2 separate regions of the Mus musculus genome follow, and region 1 is linked to region 2. A link is a contact called in ENCODE Hi-C or POLR2A ChIA-PET data. All regions are on one chromosome and are shown on one strand. The core of a region is the stretch at or near the end of the contact, and the rest is flanking DNA. Distances in the headings are between cores, read along the strand shown.

Region 1 (4,083 bases), core at 727-3,226, 55 kb before region 2:
CACACCTGGCCCAAATTCCAGTTTTTTGGTTTTTGGTTTTTCAAGATAGGGTTTCTCTGTGTAGCCTTGGCTGTCCTGGAACTCACTTTGTAGGCCAGGCTGGCCTCGAACTCAGAAATCCGCCTGCCCCTTCCTCCCGAGTGCTGGGATTAAAGGCATGCACCCCCATGCCCGGCCTCCAGTTTTTAAGTAGAGCACATTATTAGAAGTTCTTACTGATTTGCCTGCATTTTCGACCACTGGCGTATTTAAGCCTTTTCCTTGGGGGTTGTGTGGCACATCTATTCACCCCAGGTAGGGAGCCCAAAACACATGAAATTACAGATCCCAACAAAGTCTCATTTGGTGAACCAGTGAACTTACTGGGGATTACTTACTGGGGCAGAGGTGACACAACTTACCCAGCATGGGTGACAGCTCACTGTACAGCTTAGGAAGTCAGAGTTCCCTTTCTAAGTGACCCTGGTTTAGAATTCAGGCAGCTTAGCTGCTTTCTGCTTCCAGGCAGCTGGTCAGTCTTTACAGCTTCTCTGAGTCATGTCTTTGCAGCTCAGCCTCTAGGTCTGAGAGGGACTCTGCTTTTATTGCTTACTCTGGGGGGTGGGGGGTAGGGGTCCTGATTGGTCCGTTTCAGAGGCTTCTTTTGAGTTGTAGCCTTCCCTGCAGGGTGGAGAGATGGCTCTGATCTGATTAATAGCACTAGTTGCACTTGGAGAGGACCCAGGTTCAATTCTCAGCACCCACATGGTGCTACACAACGATACTAACTCCAATCCCATGGGACCCAAAGCATTCTGTAGTCTCTGAAAAACTTTTTTTTTTTTTTTTTACATTTGTGTGTACATGTGTGTTTGTCAGGTTCAGTGCAATGCACTTTTACCTGCTGAGCCATCTCACCAGTGCCTTAGCATCATTCATACAGTAACAGAAGGGAACAGGAAATTTATACTCATAGTTGGCCTCTGGTTTTCAGACTTGAGTTCTTGGCTTGGGGAACTTTCTAAGTTAAAGGACTTAGGATGAACTTGGTTGTCAGAACCAATCTGAACGCACAGGACCTTCCCACTCTGCTAAGTTGGCTACCAACTGGATGTTGAAGCATGGATACAACCACCTTAGGAGCTCTCAAAAACCAAGTTTACTGAGGGTTCTGTAAAGGTCCGTCTGTGCTTTGTGGTAAAGTCTTGGTGAATTGGATTAGAATAATAAACGGGGAAGGAGCCAGGGTTGGTGTCCTTCACTTGTAAAACTAGCACTTAGGAAGCTGAAGCAAGATTGCCAAGAGTTTACAGCCAGCCTAGATTATATAGCTTGTACCAGGGACCAACATGAAAACTTGTCTCAAGGCAAAAAAAAAAAAAAAAAAAAAAAAGTGTGGGGCTGGAGCCAAAGCTCAGCCGTTAAGGAAGGAATGCTTTGAGAAGACTGGCGTTCATTAAACAAACAGGCAGAAGCAAGTAGATCTCTGACTAGAGACAGACTTAAACAGGTCAACAAGGATTACAGAGACCATGCCGACGCCGACTCTCCCCACCCCCAACTACACACAAAACGATGGACTTTGAGTGTACCATCAAGAACCGTCCTTTAGTTCTCTCCACCTCAGGGCTTTAAGAAAATGAAGAATCCCACTACATCTTCCAAAAAGTCCTCGCTGGGATGCAGGGCAAGAGGACCACTGTGCGGCCGCGGCTCCTCCACAGTCCCTCGGAAGCTTATCCTCCGCGCTCCCAGAGGGGTTTCGGTCACTAGCTGTCCTTCCGTTCTTATGCTTGGTATTCCCTACAGAGAGCAAACCTTAACTCAATAATTATAGACGCATTTGCGCGGTTTTATTAAAGAGCGGGGCAGTCCGCCCACAGAGACCCTCTTCAGAGCCGGTGCCAGCTAGGCCTACTGTGCCCCAGCCGAGGCCACGCCCCTATCCCGTGGAGCCACTCCCTAGCCCGTAGAAGCAACGCCCCCTGGGGGGGCCGGAAGCGGCGGACAGGTCGGAGGAAAACCCGGATCGCTCTGGCCGCCGAGGCAGCGTGTGCGCAGGAGGTGCTGCAGGCTTAGGCTCCGGGCGGGCCGGGTCGCGCAGACTGGCGCGGTTGCGCGCCACAGGCCCTCAGGGTCCCCGCCCGGGTGCGGGATGGCGGCCAGCCTATGGATGGGAGACGTGAGTCAGGGTCGCCCCTGCTCTGAGGGGAACAAGAGGGTCTCGAGTCGTAGGGGGAGGAAGGGCCTGAGAGCAGAGGGCCTTCGGATCCCAGAAGGGTGGCCGTGAACAGGAAGGGTTTTGGTGACAGCGGGAAGCTAGATGGGGTGTGGTGGCCAATGCCTTACTCCCTGCACTTGGCGAGGCAGGAAGATCGTCACCAGTTCGAGACTCCATAGTGAGTTCTAGGCCAGCTTGGGCTTCGTAGCGAGACCTATTCACCCAGTCTTTGAAAGTGGAGTCTGGGCATCAGAATGAAGATTCCTCAGATGCTGACTCTATGGGGTAGAGGGTCTGGAATCCCCCTTTCCAGTTTGGAAAGATTTGGAGTGGGATGATTTGGGCGGATGGAGTGGGAGGAACCCCAAGAATTGTTATTAGGACTGGAAGCACAGGGAGTTCTATAAAGGGGAGCTATTTTATTTGTTTTTGTTTTTTCTTTTGTTGTTTTTGAGATGGGGTCCTTCACATAGTTCTGTCTGTCCTGGAACTCGTTATGTAGACTCACAGACTCCACCTACCATTGCCTCCCTAGTGCTGGGATTAACGGTGTGTGCCACGCCTCCCAGCAAGGGGAGCGATTTGAAGTAAAGGAGTTGGTTGGGACCGTTCCCCATTGCGTGGTAGGAAGCTTGGCTCTCTAGTGCTGTAGAGGGGGGTCCTGGACAGAGTGGGAGGGGCTCCACCCCTTACAGGGCTCCGGGTCATGGGCCTGAGCCTCTCCTCTCTGCTCTGGTTTTTATGCAGCTGGAACCCTACATGGATGAGAACTTCATCTCTAGAGCCTTTGCCACCATGGGGGAGACCGTGATGAGCGTCAAAATTATCCGAAACCGCCTCACTGGGTACACCTCCCTTTTCATCTTTCCGTTCAGTTCTCGATTAATAGAGCCTGCTGCCACTGTTATTCAAGGGAATAAATATGGCGGGAGTAAGAGCTTCTCGCCATCCCTAGCAGTAGTGAAAGAACCACAGAGGGTGGCTTACAGAGCAGAAGCGTTGAGTATTTCAGGTGTTGAGTATCCCAGTGATTCAGGGCAGGATGCTGGAACCTATTTTTGAAAACTGTTGTGTGATCTTTGCTAAGTTACTGTGTGTTTCATTTAGCTTTAGTTTATTTTGCTCTACGCTGAAACAAAGTCTTCCTGTAGTAATGTAGGCTGTAATGACAACCCTGCCGCTGCCTCCCAAGTGCCACAACCACAAGGTGTGCCAGCAATCCTGGCTCTTTTGTTTGTTTGTTAAATATTTATTTTATACACTGTCACTTTCTTTACATACATCAGAAGAGAGCATCAGATCCCATTACAGATGGTTGTGAGCCACCATGTGGTTGCTGGGAATTGAACTCAGGACCTCTAGAAGAGCAGTCTTAACCACTGAGCCATCTCTACAGCCCCTCTTGATTTTTGTTGTTGCTGTTGTTGTTTTTATTTATTTTTACATTTGATTATGTTTGTTTATTATGTATGTGGGGAGCAGGGTATGCAAGAGTGCAGTGCCTATGGAGGCCAGTGGTGTCAGATTCTGTGATATTCCCTTCGGTGGTTGCTGGATACCAAACTGAGGTCCCTTGGAAGAGCAGTACAAAACTCATAACTGCTGAACCATATCTCTTTTATATAGTTTTGAGTATATGTGACCTCACACACAATCCTCTCCCTCTCCCCCCTTTTTTTTCTTGCCAAGAAATTAGGAGCATTCAGAAGTACAAGGTTTGGGGATGGACAGTGAGGTGACCCAGCAGGTACAAACACTTGCCTCGTAAGCCTGTTGACCTGAGTTGGAGACCTTGGATCCATGATAACATTGCATAGAATTCTCAAATAGTTGCTGGGTTGTAGTGCATGCATGTCTTTCACCCCAGTATTGGGAGGCCACAA
Region 2 (4,139 bases), core at 110-2,609:
AAATAAAATAAATAAAAGACTTTTCACTTAAAAGTTTGTTTCCTCCCTTGTAACATTTATGCCAATGCCATACATAATAGGTACTAAAATATTAAAATCCGTTAGAAAAAAATCCCTTCTGAGTTTGAGGGTAGAGATTCTAAAAGCATTTATTCAAATAATTTCAAGCAAGCATCTCTTCTTCGATGTACATGGTAGAGTACTGTATAACCTAAGAATCTGGCTCACAGTGATCCTAATCCCTCTTTGCATCCTCTTTTTCTTAAATGTAAAAGAATTCAAAGTGTTCTTTTGCTGCCCTTCCATCTATGACAGTTTGCTAGTGATATAGAGATCTGTGCTCAACGGGGGCTGAATGGAACAGGGCTTAAGGTACTTATCAAGTATATAACTGAGTTCAAACTGCTTTCAGCTTCACATCTGATTCACAATAATGAAGAAAAACGAAGACGTTTCATGTGGCTTTTCTAGGTTAAGTAACGGACACAAGAAAAAGCCTAAATGCCAAAAGCCAAATAGGCAGCGCCAAGAAGTCTTCCCCCGAATATATATATCCTAATCCTCCGGGTACAGAGAACAGATCGCTAAACCTTTTCAACTTTTCTCCCTTGAAGGCTGATCTCCCAGCCGTTAAGGACCCCCTAGTTCCTTCACTTTTAGGAGCTCGGGTCCTTACATCTCTGTCCCTCCAGAAACTCTTGAGTCTGAAAGCCCGGATCTTGTCCCCAAAGAAGACCCAGTCCTCACTGCCCGCTTCGATTCCCTTTCAAATTCAAGTCTTCTCTGCCTCCTTCTCTAGCTCCAGTCCTCAAGTCTTTGCTGCCCGGTTTCTGAATCCTTAGGAGCTGGGACTTTACTGTCCCGCTTCTGTCTCTTAGGAGCCCGAGTCCTCTCGGGCTCCACTTTTACCTCTCTGGAGCCTGTGTCTTCACGCCCCGTTTCGTTCCTACCCTCGCCTCCTATAAAGTGCGGGATCCTCACCATCCTGTCCCTCTCAGAAGGCTTTCCCTCAGATGCTGCAGAATCCACATCCGTCCCCGTTTCCTAAGTCTCTCATTCAGAGCTCGAGTCCCCAACAGCCGCTGCTTCTGCGAGCCCGAACCCCTCAAGTCCCGTCCCAAGAGCCTGGGCTCCTCAGCCCCGTCTCTTCCACAGCCTAGTTCTTCCAGCACTGACCCGCTGTGGGTCTGGGTCCTGACACCCTCCTCCCGCTCTTCGTCCTCAACTGCCAGGGCCCAAGACTCACAGGCAGCAGCGTCTATCTCCCCATGATATGCGGAGACTGCCCCAGTGAAGCTTTCGTCTCAGCAGCCGGTCCGACTGCGCGGCCCTCCCCAAGCACTTCCGGCACCGCTCCCCGCCTCCAACCCGGAAACGCGCGGCTCTTCCGGCCGCCGGGCGCGCGCCTCACTAGCGCAGGCGCAGATGGTACTACAACACGTGGTAGGACTGTGAGCCCAGCGCCTGGCTTGGCAGGTCGGGCTTTCTGCTCTGTGTGGCTTGCTGGTGGCGTGGGTCTACTCTGCGTCCCCTACCACGGCGTGAATCCCTGTCCTAGATGTTTCTTTACGACTCATCTCTTTCACGAGCGTGACCGGTAACCGACGGCCTCGGAGAGCTTCCAAGTCGCCATTTTTGGTTGGTGCCTTTGTGGTGCTATAAGGATGGGACCGCAGTTCTGCATAGATACCAACTATGGGACTCTCAACCAGCACGAGAACTTGGAGACTAGAGAAGCTGATTGTGCCTATTAGTTAATCTGTAGTCAACATACACTTGGACGAGAGCTGTCTGTGAGGGACTGGTTCAGTCCCTCACTTGGAGTATGTCATGTAATAGTGGAAGAAACGTGAAATTCCTAAGGGATGTAGGTTCTCAACTTGAATTGAAAATTCTTACTCCAAAGCCCGGGCTGGTACAGTAACTGTTAAACCACTAAGCCCTGAGATTTGAGTACTTTTTTTTTTTTTTTTTTTGCTAGGCATGTAAGCAACAGGCAGTTTCAGTCCCCGGCAAGGATTCTTAGTAAAATAGAGATCTCGCAAACGAGTGTATAGAAGTCTGACATCTCAGAGCTATCAACGGTTCCTGCCCATAAAGAATCCATTCTATCTTTGTATCTTCATCCCATTAGGCTCATCCACCCTCTTGGTCCAAAATCCTGGATGCAAGGGCTTAACCATTAAGTGGCAAACTGTTTATAACCTTATTTTTCTTTTTGGATTTATTTTATGCGGAAAAGTGTTTTGTCTGCATTTATATATGTACACCATGTGCATTCCTGGTGCACAAAGAGGTCAGAAGAGGGTATCTGAAGCCTTGCAATTGAAGTTACAGATAGTTGTGAGCCACCATGTGACTGCTGGCATTGACCCAGGCCCTCTGCAAGACTGCCAGGTTCGAGAGAAAGCCACCTCTCAAGCCCCAGCTTTATTTTTCTATCATGGTTCTCAGAGTTTGGCCAATCAGTTTTTGTGCTTGCATCCTTGGATGTACTAAACTGTTTTTTTGTTTTTGTTTTTGTTTTTTGCTGTGTGCTGGGTATATCCTGTTGGGGAAGTCAGTCATCATTGTCCTTAAGAGTTTACAGGCGCTAGGCAGTGCTAGCTCATGCCTTTAATCCCAGCACTTGGGAGGCATGGGCAAGATTTCTGAGTTTGAGGCCAGCCTGGTCTACAGAGTGAGTTCCAGGACAGCCAGGGCTACACAGAGAAACCCTGTCTCAAAAAAACAAGCAAACAAAAAAAAAGACTAGATGAGCAGTAAGGCTGAAGTTTGGTTAGGGGACAGGAAGGGACAGGTGGAAATGGGGGGTGGATTTTATTCAGTGTTCAGTGGAAAGGCATGAAAACTGAGGATTGAGATGGTAATTTGTATTTAAGGAAGCATTGGGTGGATGGGTAGGGTGGATGGGTATCTTGGCTCAAACCATTGGCCCCTACTCTCGGGAGGCAGAGGCAAGTCAGTTTCTGAGTTTGAGGCCAGCCTGGTTTTCAAGCTAGCCACTGCTCCACAGTAGGTGCATGTGTCAAATAAAGTGTGTGGCGATAAATGAACACTTGGATTATAGAAGGGCCCCTTGATGGACAGAGGGTAGCACCACTGGGCTCCTCACCAGTTTCTTTTCTTTTCTTTCTTTCTTTTTTTTTTTTTTTTTTTTTTTTTTGGGGTTTCCAGACAGGGTTTCTCTGAATAGCCCTGGCTGTCCTGGAACTCACTCTGTAGACCAGGCTGGCCTCGGACTCAGAAATCTGCCTGTTTCTGCCTCCCAAGTGCTGGGATTAAAGGCGTGCACCACCACGCCCGGCTTCACCAGTTTCAACTACACCTCTTCCCATTTATGAATCTCCTTTCTTTTGTAGCTCCTACTTTATAAAGGGCAGGGAACTCCATACGTTATTAAAGTGTAATGCCCAACAGTCTATTTTTTTGTTTGTTTGTTTCAAAAGTATTCATCTGCTTCTTCTACACACTCTTTTTAATGTAAGAACATTAGGGGCGGGGGAAGGGCTCACGAGTGGGTAGGAACGTTAGGAACGTGGTGTGCAAATGTAAGGATCTGCATGCCGTCCCCAATATCCTGAGGAAAAGCTGGGCCAGGCTGATGTCAGTAAGCTCTGGGAGCTGAACACGGGGATCTCTGCAACTTTCAGAGTAGAGGACCCTGGAGACAGGCAGCGTAGTGAGAGCTAACATGCACACTTTTTTTTTTTTTTTTAACTTTTTAAATCTTAAAAAGCACTCTGGGAGCTGGAGGGATGGCTCAAGTGGGTTAAGAGCACTGACTGCTCTTCCAGAGATCCTGAGTTCAATTCCCAGCAACCACATGGTGGCTCACAACCATCTGTAATAGGACATGATGCTCTCTTGTGTGTCTGAAGCCAGCTATAGTATATATATATATATATATATATATATATAAAACCAAAGCACTCTGGAGGCTGAAGCAGCAGGCACTCAAGTTCAGCCTGCGCTACCTGATGAAACCCTTGCTAAACTTCCTTCCTTGGAGGAGACATAAAGTCTACATTTGCAGTCCCAGCTGCAACCTGAGGCATGATCCCACCACAGTTCACTCTGGGCAGCCAGTTAGTTTATGTGGCTTATTTACATAGCAAGTGAAGGGTTAAACAGGGGTA

What was found. A loop is a pair of places that touch in the nucleus more often than their neighbours do. ChIA-PET counts read pairs that join two places held with the same protein, here RNA polymerase II (POLR2A).
Region 1: a map of heart shows a loop between it and region 2 (2.7-fold over the local background). The contact joins the promoter of Trnau1ap here to the promoter of Taf12 in region 2. A Hi-C loop is called at or near these places in 3 of 37 maps with a recorded cell type or tissue (T-helper 1 cell, T-helper 2 cell and heart). POLR2A ChIA-PET finds 5 or more read pairs at or near these places in 5 of 5 experiments (Patski and embryonic stem cell).

The regions. Positions count from the first base shown.
Region 1 is chr4:132,327,431-132,331,513 of GRCm38, reverse strand. It overlaps Trnau1ap (tRNA selenocysteine 1 associated protein 1), which reads left to right and starts at 1,976. Exons shown (of 9, transcript NM_027925.3): 1 at 1,976-2,161; 2 at 2,948-3,045. The coding sequence starts at 2,135.
Region 2 is chr4:132,271,595-132,275,733 of GRCm38, reverse strand. Taf12 (TATA-box binding protein associated factor 12) reads right to left here and starts at 1,359. Exons shown (of 6, transcript NM_025579.3): 1 at 1,247-1,359.